4 separate regions of the Homo sapiens genome follow, and all the other regions are linked to region 1. The links are chromatin loops, found by intact Hi-C in ENCODE. Cell type or tissue: A673. All regions are shown on one strand. Region 1 has its middle 10 kb from the start of IL17F. Region 2 overlaps PKHD1 (PKHD1 ciliary IPT domain containing fibrocystin/polyductin). Region 3 overlaps PKHD1 (PKHD1 ciliary IPT domain containing fibrocystin/polyductin). Region 4 has its middle 11 kb from the start of PKHD1.

Evidence for each region. A loop is a pair of places that touch in the nucleus more often than their neighbours do. Peaks named below come from ENCODE experiments on the same cell type or tissue, not always from the same donor. Only the 100,000 strongest peaks of a DNase experiment are listed, where the experiment ranks them.
Region 2: it touches region 1 in a loop (3-fold over the local background); 2 of 110 quality-filtered maps call a loop at or near these places.
Region 3: a loop joins it to region 1, with 7 times the contacts of the local background. A loop is called at or near these places in 11 of 110 quality-filtered maps.
Region 4: it touches region 1 in a loop (7-fold over the local background); 22 of 110 quality-filtered maps call a loop at or near these places.

What each region holds. Positions count from the first base shown.
Region 1 is chr6:52,233,106-52,235,605 of GRCh38, forward strand. No RefSeq gene overlaps it. Among named protein-coding and RNA genes, the nearest start is that of IL17F, 10 kb to the right of the region's middle. RefSeq lists an enhancer at 1,100-1,159. In A673, a CTCF peak has its summit at 1,291 (motif pointing left); a DNase peak (open chromatin) is centred at 1,266; H3K27ac peaks cover 765 bases.
Region 2 is chr6:51,854,209-51,856,708 of GRCh38, forward strand. PKHD1 (PKHD1 ciliary IPT domain containing fibrocystin/polyductin) reads right to left here. Exons shown (of 67, transcript NM_138694.4): 49 at 1,685-1,862. Among named protein-coding and RNA genes, the nearest start is that of PKHD1, 230 kb to the right of the region's middle. RefSeq lists enhancers at 285-809, 810-1,333. In A673, CTCF peaks have their summits at 1,255 (motif pointing right) and 1,461; DNase peaks (open chromatin) are centred at 763 and 1,243.
Region 3 is chr6:52,062,560-52,065,059 of GRCh38, forward strand. It overlaps PKHD1 (PKHD1 ciliary IPT domain containing fibrocystin/polyductin), which reads right to left. Exons shown (of 67, transcript NM_138694.4): 13 at 2,396-2,491; 14 at 1-101. Among named protein-coding and RNA genes, the nearest start is that of PKHD1, 24 kb to the right of the region's middle. In A673, a CTCF peak has its summit at 1,139 (motif pointing right); a DNase peak (open chromatin) is centred at 1,252; H3K27ac peaks cover 2,500 bases.
Region 4 is chr6:52,097,467-52,099,966 of GRCh38, forward strand. No RefSeq gene overlaps it. Among named protein-coding and RNA genes, the nearest start is that of PKHD1, 11 kb to the left of the region's middle. RefSeq lists an enhancer at 1-123. In A673, a CTCF peak has its summit at 1,554 (motif pointing right); a DNase peak (open chromatin) is centred at 1,535; H3K27ac peaks cover 386 bases.

The sequences.
Region 1 (2,500 bases):
CATTTTTTATCTTAGTTTTGAAATATGTTCTTCTTCACTACTGAACAAAATTCTCAAAATCAGTACCCACTGAACTGGCAGGGAGCCAGAAATAGGTCACAATTTTTAAAGCACACAGTTATCTAGCTGAACGTGTATCACTCCTAAAACTAATTGAGCTAAAAATATTTTTCTTCCAATTTATACCAGCGGAGTGGGATACGATAGACATCTGGGTCCAGGGGGAATTTTTTAATGAATTGAATCTACAGCTTTCTTAACTTTTCACAGATGGAAAATTGATTTATACACAGGATCTATATACTAATATATACCTGCACTATATATACTATACTATATTATTATATGTATAGAAATTAAATAAAGAAAGCAAATTTGAAAACCATGAGGAACAATATAACTGTGTTTTTTTTTCTTTTATGAATGCCTAATCTGCCAGCAAACTGTGGTATCTAGACATAAAAATGGGTTCTGAGTTTCTTTGGGCCAAGCAAAATGGGAAACCTAAGTCCTCCTGTGCCTCTTGAAATAATGACTACCAGTTACCAAGCCTACTATTACCTGGTTACTGTATTAAGTAATTTACCTTTTTTTAATTTCGATTGCTTTACACAGAGCTCTTTAAAATAGATATTATATTGCATTTAACGTATGAAGAAGCTGAATCTCAGAAGGACAAAATTGACTAAATTCATACAAGCAGAAAATGGTAGAACCAGGATTCAAAGCCAAAAGCTGTCTACATATTAAATGCATATTTTCTACCTCTCCTTTTAGGGAAGGGAGTGGGGGAAGAAAAATCAACTTACTATTTTTCTCACTGTAACTTACAAGTAAAATTTATCACACAGAGCTTTATATATATAGGTGACTTTTATCCAAATTTGGGGAGGTAGGGAACGGGAAAGGAAGAGAGAAACAGAGACAGAGAAAGAATATGTTGGTTTTTTTCCCCTTAGCCAAGCATTCATCAAAAAGAACTGGATGTTGAAAGAAAAGACTATATGCTTTCAAGTTTCCACGTGGAAAGAAAGGTTTCTCTCTCCACACATGATGAAGCAACGTTGTATTTGAACACCTAAACTGCTCAACTTCAGCCACTTCTCCTACAGGAAAAACAAAGGCTCTCCCAGAAAGCTGAGCGCAGAGCAAAAGAACACAGCCTACGCACTCTGCCTCAGCAGTGGCTTCCAGTCACCAAATAAAACAAATTACCCATAAAACAGTCATTTCTTTCCTTTCAACGTATACTGAGGAATCTGGGAACAACTGGACACAGTTCGCCACCTTGTGAGCAGGAGAAGACGTGCAGTTTCCTGAAGGACAGCCAACCCTCAGTGCAGAAGCCACAGAGAGAAGCTTTGTGACTCAGGGCCCCAGGCTCCAGAGCACCACATACGATGTCTTTGGAGATGTGCGGTGCGGGGTTATTTCTGCACTCTCTCCCAGGGCCAGCCTGAGGCCACATAAATAACTGAAATGGGTCTTTATTGCACACACTACAGCATTGCTGCAAAACCCTTATCAAAGTCATGAACTTGGAGTCAACGAACCTGTTTCTGCTACTAACTACCAAGTGACCTTGAGCAAGTCGCCTAATTCCTGTGGGCCACATTTGCAAATGAGAAAGATTGACCAGGTGATCTACAGGGGCTCATCCAGCTCTAAAAATGTGAGTGTGCTGTCGGAGTGAAATTGCTTTCTCTCCGATCTTCTCACTGGCCTTCAGATTTCTGATCTCTTTTGCACTCTATCACCAAAGTTATCTTGTGAAATATAGCGATACTCCTGTTGTTCCTGTAACGGAGCTTACAAAACCATCCATGAGTGGCCCATTTGCCCACTGTTCTTTGTCTACTACCAAGTGAATTCATTCATTTATTCATTAAAGAAATATTTGTTATGTGTTCCCCACCGCGTCCCCATGTCCACACTATCCTGAGCAAATAGAACTACTTTCAGTCCCCCAGCATACCAGGTTTTTTTGTATCTCTTGCCTTTGCTCATGCTGTTACATTTGCTTGGAATGCCTTTCCCACATCTTCCTCCAAATCAATTCATATTCGTCTCAGTGCAAAAGTCATCTTGTTTCTGAAACTTTCCAGGAATTTCCTATATCTTCCTAACATTTCATACCTTGATTACAGTATTTGGCACACTGCCTTGAAAGTACATGTGTACATGTGTAATGAAATGTGAAATAATGTCTTTCTTTTTTTGAGGCAAAGTCTTACTGTCACCGAGGCTGGAGTGCAATGATGAGATCATAGCTCACTGCAGCCTCCAACTTCTAGTTCAAGCGATCCTCCCATCTCAGTCTCCCAAGTAGCTAGGACTACAGGTGTGTGCCACCATGCCTGGCTAATTGTGTGTGTGTGCGTGTGTGTGTGTGTAAAGAGAGAGAGAGATGGGATCTGTGTTGATTAGACTGCTCTTGAACTCCTGGTCTCAAGCAATCCTCCCTCCTTGGCCTCCCAAAGTGTTGGGATTACAGGCATGA
Region 2 (2,500 bases), 380 kb before region 1:
TGGGGGTTCACTTCAGGCCCTATTCATCTGATTTGCTCCCATGCCTGGAGATGTCACTCAAGGAGACAGGAGTGCAGCAAAGATGGGTGTCTGTTCCTTCTGGGACCTCTGACCTCGAGGGGCACCAACCTGATGCCAGTAGGATCGCTCCTGTATAGGGTGTCTGACAACCTCTGTTGGAGGATCTCACCCAGTTTGGTGGCATGAGGAGCAGGACCCGTTCAACAAAGCACTTTGTCCCTTGGTGGAGAGGGTGTGTTTCACTGGGGGGAAACCCACTCGTCTGGGCTGCCGGGATTCCTCAGAACTATCAGGAGGACAGGCCAAGTCTGCTGGTCCACGGAGACTGCAGCTACCCACTCCCCCTGGGGCTCAGACCCAGGGAGATATGAATTCTGTCCCGGAGCCTCTGGCTGGAGTTATTGGAGATCCTGCGGGGAAGCCCTGCCTGCCCACTGAGGAAGGATGGGTCAGAGTTAGGCCCAAAGAGGCACTCTGGCTGCAGACAGCCACAGCTGGTATGTTGGGCTGTGGGGACAAGTCTTGGGACAAAGCCATCCAGCCTCCCTGGCTCCAACAGGGAAAAAACGCAGCCTAGAGCTATAGAAATGGGTGCTGCCTTTCCCCCATCCACAGAGCTTAGCATGTTAGGCAGTTGCAAGTCCCAGTGCTGGCTGCTGCCTCTCCTGAGCTCCAAACTGGGAGCTCAAATGGCTTAGACAGCAGGCAGCTGCAGCCAGTGCTGGTCGCCCCTCCCCGCGGGAGTTTGGTAGGCTTAAGCAGATTCCAGCTGAGAGGCTGTAAGAATCTGCTTAGGGCTCTAGGCCCGGGTGGTGGTGTGGGTTCGCGAGTGGGATCTTCCGACCCATGGGTTGCACAATTCCGTGGAAAAAGCAGTTTCCCCGGCTGGGTAGCGGCTCACTCACCGCCTCCCTTGGCTGTGGGGAACGGAGTTCCTTTTCCCCGTGTGGCTCTCAGGTGGGCCACCGCACCACACTGCTCTTCCTTCTCTCCGTGGGTCACGCCAGCCTTCTAGTCAATTTTGATAAGAGAACCTGGATACCTTGGTTGCCGATGAAGGCTTCACATGCTTATTATGTTTTTGTTTTGTTTTTTCGATGGTAGCCTCCGAACGTCTCTGTTTCTAGTAAGCCATCTTGCCACACGGCCATTTCTATCTTCACTGCTCTTATTTGTCTCCCTTAACCCAATCCAGCCTGGGGACTCATACAGACTTCGATTGGCAAGTTAATCTTTGACCACAAGGTGGCAGTATGCAATGTATAAATGCTTTGGTAAGGCATTTTCTCTGGCTACAAACACTTCTCTCTAGGGTAAATTGGCTATTGACCAATAAGTTTTAAAGAAATGCAATGCTATAAGATGTGTAGAGGTTGTTTCTCATTGTATTAATAAATTTAAATTTTCAGGCGTAACCATTCTGCATTCACAATAACACATAAATAGATTCTAAAATTTTCAAGTTTAAAAAGCAACCAAATCTCATATTTAGCTTATATTCATCTGGCCAAAATACTATTGAAGTTTTCTTTATCTGCATCAGAATATGCCAAGACTTTCAATAACGAGATAACCTGCTCCTCTTTCAACCCATTATCTCAAACAAAGAAAGATAAGAACAAATGAGAATGCAGCATACCAACTAATGGATTCCTTGGGTTACCTGCAGAGATCTGTTGATCCAAAGGTTCTCAGATTGCAATGAGTAGGTCTCTTGGTCCAAGAGCAGAGCCATCCAGCCACGAGGGTTAGACAATGTATCACGTACATAATTGACAGTGGTTGTTTTATTTCTGCTGTCAGTCATGGTTAAATCATAAGAAACTTCAGGAGTATTCGCTCTAAGGTGATTTTAAAAGGAAAAAAAATGGGTTGAGAGATTATTTGCTCATTCTGAATCCAATACATTCCTCTTTCATCAATTGCAATCATCTTTCCATTCTCTCCACATATGTCTTAGGCCCTCTTTAGTTGTATGTCTAGGGAGGTTTTAGCAGTCACTGTGTGAGTGAAAACAACCCAGTGGGAAGTTGCCATTGGATCATTTGCAAATTACAATGTCCTGGTGAACTGGAGGTGGTGACTCTCAGGTTTTTTATTTTGTTTGTTTTTTGTTTTTCTCCTTGAGACGGAGTTTCGCTCTTGTTGCCCATGCTGGAGTGCAATGCGCAGTCTCAGCTCACTGCAACCTCCACCACTAATAAATGTCACATTAATGATTTTGTATGAACCAAGACTATATACTATGATTTTAACAAAGAAATGTCTATGGCCAGAATTTTGCCTTGGACCAGATTTATCAACAGCAAAAAACATTATTATTGGTAATTGGATATTCACATGAGGAACAATTGACAGAGGCCTGGGACCTGACATGCCTAGGTGCTGAGACTCTCAGAAGTCCTGCTCAAAATGCCCAGCAGGAGTGGCTTCAGCATCCTTCTCTAGAATGATGAGGTAACCTGCTCCTCTCCTGCAG
Region 3 (2,500 bases), 170 kb before region 1:
ACTGGCATTAGGGACAATCTGCCACCTGTACCCTGGGGTGGCTTCAGTCAGTTCCAGTCCCTCAACAGCATCTCCAACTTCAAAAAGAAGCCCTCGATTGCCTGTAAGACATGTAGATCGCATAAACATTACAGGGCGCACCTTCCCAAATTGGGGAATTACTTTATTTTAAATTACAAGGTGAAAGATGACCCAGATGCTACCTGTAAAGGTAAGTCAACCTAGAGCCAGATAGAGTAGTTATATGAAAGGTTCTGTAGTTAATATGAAATACAAATGTTCCGGAAAGTAATAAACATTCCATGGGTTAGGAGTTAGCCTTTTTTAGCAAGAGTTCCTAGAAAAGAGAATCAAGTCCTGGAGAAAATGTGAATTGAATGAGCAAACAGAAGCTGAGGCTGAGTAAAAGGAGGACAATGTGACTGTGTGCTGGTGACGTGGCTTGGCTTTGTGCTTCCCAAAGCCAGAAGTGGGCTTCAGTATCTTTTAAGTCCCAGTTCTGCTGTGAAATTCAATTCTCTAAAGTCTTTTTTCCCCATAACATTGGCAATCCTTAAGTTTCTCAAGTGTCATGGCCTCAATTTGTGGACCTGCACACAGAGCCAAATATGTGGCATGCTGCTATTATGTGACATTTTAAATGATATTGTATTAATTTATATTTTGTGTTAAGCAAACCCTGAGGCCAAAGGCACAGGTGCAATCAATATTGAATGCTAACTTGGGCTGAAGGCAAAACTCTGGAATCCCAGCTAGACGTGTAGCTTTGAGCAAATTCCTTGATGTCCTTGCATCTTCATTTTCTCATGCATCAAAATGGGACCAATAATAAAATAGCAATAATACACTAGGACCAAGGGAAAATATATACTCAAAGAGCCTGGAATACAGTAAGTGCTCAATAAAGGTAATTATGGTAATTATTATTTTAAACTAATACTGTTGTTCCTCAACAACTCCTAAAAGGGAGAGGTGGATAAGGAATAAACAGAAAAGTAAGAGCATATTTTGAAAATATTACTTTAAACCAGGGTTTCTCCACCCCAGCACTATTGATATTTTAGGCTGGGTAACTGTTGTGAGGGGGTGTCCTATGCATTGCACAATGTCTAGCAGCCTTCCCAGCCTCAGCCCACTAGATGTCAGTATCATCACCACCACCACCACTTCCGGTCTAACAGCCAAACATGTTTCTACACATTGCTACGTGTCCCCCGAGGGGCAACATTGCCCCTGGTTGAGAACAATTGGTTTCCATAGTAATTCGCCCAGCTTCTGTGGAAGAAACTTCAAAAGCCCTTCATAAAGGACAACACTAACTGTCAAACCAGCTGCATTCAGGAAATTATCCTACCACTACCCAAGTAGCTAAAGCAGGAAATACTGAAAAAGGGAGCAGACTCTCTATTTCCTGACAGGAAACACACATTATCTTGATTACTTGTTTCAGTAGTTTTGTTTCCTTGGATGGAAGCTTTCCCTGAGTAAAAACTGCAGATCTGGGAGCTGGAGAATTCTCAAGCCAAAACTTTGCATGCATTTTCACACCTGAATGCCCTTTCTTTAGAAAGGTTTCTTCCCCTGCTGGGCAACTTTCCTTGTAGGTGCTGTGCCTCTAGAGTTGACTCTCGCTGCCTGTAGTTTAACCATTAAGTCAGGCCCTTGGGCACAGATGTGCAGCCTGTGGTTCTTGGCTGAGTAACATACCAACTGCCCTTCATCCCTGACTACACTTGAGCCTTCAGTTCTAATGCTCAGCAGAAAAGTGCTCCAGTATTGTGCTCTTAATTTGCTGCTGTAGGGTGGATGCTTTAAACAGAGAAGGACAGCTGGAAGCTCCCTTGCCTCCTCCATTTCTGCCCACTTCAGGCATAACCTGGTGGCAACATCACAATATATCCCTGTTTCTCAAAGCAGCAGACAGATGCCCACAAGAGAGAAAAATTCATATTTAAATGCATCCCATTGTGCCCTACTCTCCGACCTTGTCTAATGCTGTTGTTTTGAGCATAGCAGAGCACACTCTAACGCTCCTGTCTTCTTAGCCAGTGGACGTGCAACTGACCCATTGAATGAAGGCGGGCAGTTTGGGGGTTTCTTCCAGTAGCTATAACAATATCTTGAGGGCAGTTATGCTTTCTAGACCATGGTCTCTTCTGGACGCCACTGGCCATACAGCTGGCTGGAGCTAGAAGTGCAATGTCACTAAGCACCTGAATAAAGCTAAGAGCCTTCCTGAAAGGAGAGCCTTGACAATGGTATCATGGACCCAGGGCTCACTGAGTAAGCCAGTCAAATAGATGAGAAAGAATTCAAACACTTTTATTTCTACTCGCCAGCCCATCATGATTAAAGATATTCAGAGTTTATTGAACAGCCCTGGTGGCTTCCTTACCTGGCTGAGGGGTGGTGAGCCTCACATCTTTTCCTGGAGCCCGAGTGGTGCACTCAATCTTCCTGGGAGACACGTGTCTAATATCACATGGAATGCCTAAAGCGA
Region 4 (2,500 bases), 140 kb before region 1:
TGAATTTCCTATTCTTCTGCAGGCTCATCCCATGGCGCTGTGGCCCAGCTATACCCTCATATTCTCTGCAGCATCAGAATCCTCCCCAGGAAATTCCCCTTTTACATGTCTGGGACTGAGCCAACTTCCTCCTTCCTTTTTCTCAAATTTTCTCTGTCTCCTTTCTTGATGGAGACACAAAACTCAGGCAATTACATTCCCTACGGTTTAATGTCATATTTCCGATTAAATTGAGACCCTAAGATAATGAGTACATAGACCCAAATTTGTAGGGAAAATACATCGGTTCCACCAGAAGTTCTAAGCTATGTGTAAAATATTTACTTTAGACAAAGTTTATTTTTAAGTTTCTTTAGACAAGTTTTCTTTCCCTTGTCTACTACTAAGTAAAACTACTCAAAAGTAATTTATCATTATTGCCTCTGTCCTAAGTCCTTTTTGCTCATTAACTTATTTTGAGAACAATGATTCCTCTTATCCAGAAGTCAAACAGTGGTGACCTCCATCCTGAAAAGTCCTGAAAACCTGATGAAAAGTCTTGAAAACCAACAAGGCCACTGGGCAGCACAGGTGCAAATAGCTTACAAAGCCCTAGTGGGTGGCATTGAAATACAGGTAGTTCCTCGCTACGACAAGTAGAGCAACTGGCTACTCTTAACATGCCGTGGTCTGGGGCTCCAGCGCCATACACTGCAACTGCCCTGAGGTCATCACTGGTTTACAACACTCAACATAAATAGTTCATAGTGGTGACATAGAGTCATCAGAAAACTACAAAATTAAGGCCAGGCGCAGTGGCTTACACCTGTAATCCCAGCACTTTGGGAGGCTGAGGCAGGTGGATTGCTTGAGCTCAGGCATTCGAGACCAGCCTAGCCAACATGGCAAAACCCTGTATCTACTAAAAATACAAAAAATTAGCCAGGCATGGTGCTGTGCACGTATAATCCCAGCAACTCAGGAACTGAGGCGGGAGAATCACTTGAATCCGGGAGGAGGAGGCTGCAGTGAGCCGAGATTGTACCACTGTACTCCAGCCTGGGCGACAGAGTGAGACCCTGTCTCAAAAAAATAATAATAAAATAAAATAAAAAGAAAGCTATGAAATCAAGTTCACATTTAACTATAAGGTGACCAGCTGTCCCAGTCTGCCTGAGCCTGGGAGCTTTCCCAAGACCTAGAACTTTTAGTGCTAAAAGAGGGAAAGTCTCAGATGGTTAATCACCCTGCATCTGAGAAAGCAGGGAAATAAGTTCAATACACTTTAGACAGATCTTATTCCAGAAAAATTAAACATTTTCTAAAACACTTGGCACTCAAAGCTGGTAGACCTCTGTTGCTCACAAAATTCATTGAAGTGGAGTAACTCAATCTCTGCCATGTCAGATAAAATAGATGTTGCAATATCCAGTGTTTTCCAGACCACAGAAACATTTTCTTTGAATTCGGTGCCTCTGTGAGAGATGTGGGCAAAACAACATATGTCAGTTTCTGAATTGCAATACAACTCCTTCTCCCAGGGTTCAGCAGAATTTAAAATAAATCATACCAGCAGGGAGCAGCAGCACAAAAGCAATTAATTTTTTTCTAGTTTGATACCATCTTACTATCTGAGGTCCAGGAGCCCCACTGAGATTTCTGAAGTGCATCTCACACTTAGTTTTAAAATTATGAGTGACATTGAAGTCATACATTTCTGCAGCTCAGTGGAATGCTTGCTTTAGGAGCAGAATTTTATGATCCTGTCAAATTTTTTTATCTTAAAGAAGACTGTTTAAAAAATGGAAGAAACATTTGCCCCTTCTCTGGCAAATGTTGCACAGCTGACAAAACAGCATCGAGTCCAATACCTGATATGAGGGACATATAAACAATGAAATCAAGTGGACTCCAAAAATCTAGAGGTAAGACTGCCTTCACACCTAAATGATGAAAACAACAAGTAATGGATCAAATTGCTTAGTAAGACTTAAAGCTGTCCATATAGTGTAGAAAACCTTTCAAACAGACTGTTTGTGAAGATGAGGAGTATAGCGGTTTTAATTAAACGGTCACAAATTATTTGTCAATTATCTCATTGAAAGGTGGGATCTGTATCTCCCTCCTCCTGAATCTGGATGGACTTGAGACTCACTGAAAGCCAATAGAGGCCAGATGCAGTGGCTCACACCTGGAATCCCAATACTTTGGGAGGCTGAGGCAGCCAGATTGCTTGAGCCAGGAGTTTGAGACCAGCCTGGGCAACATAATGAAACCCCTTATCTACCAAAAATACAACTAGCTGGGCATGGTGGTGCACGCCTGTAGTCCCAGCTACTCAGGAGGCTGAGGAGGGAGGATCCCATGAGCCTGGGAGGTGGAGGTTGCAGTGAACTAAGATTGTTCCATTGCACTCCAGCCTGGGCGACAGAGTGAGACCCTGCCTTAAAAAAAAAAAAAAATTAATAGAAAGCAGCAGCCCCGCATTTGGCTACTGAGACTGAAACCTAAGGACAAAAGA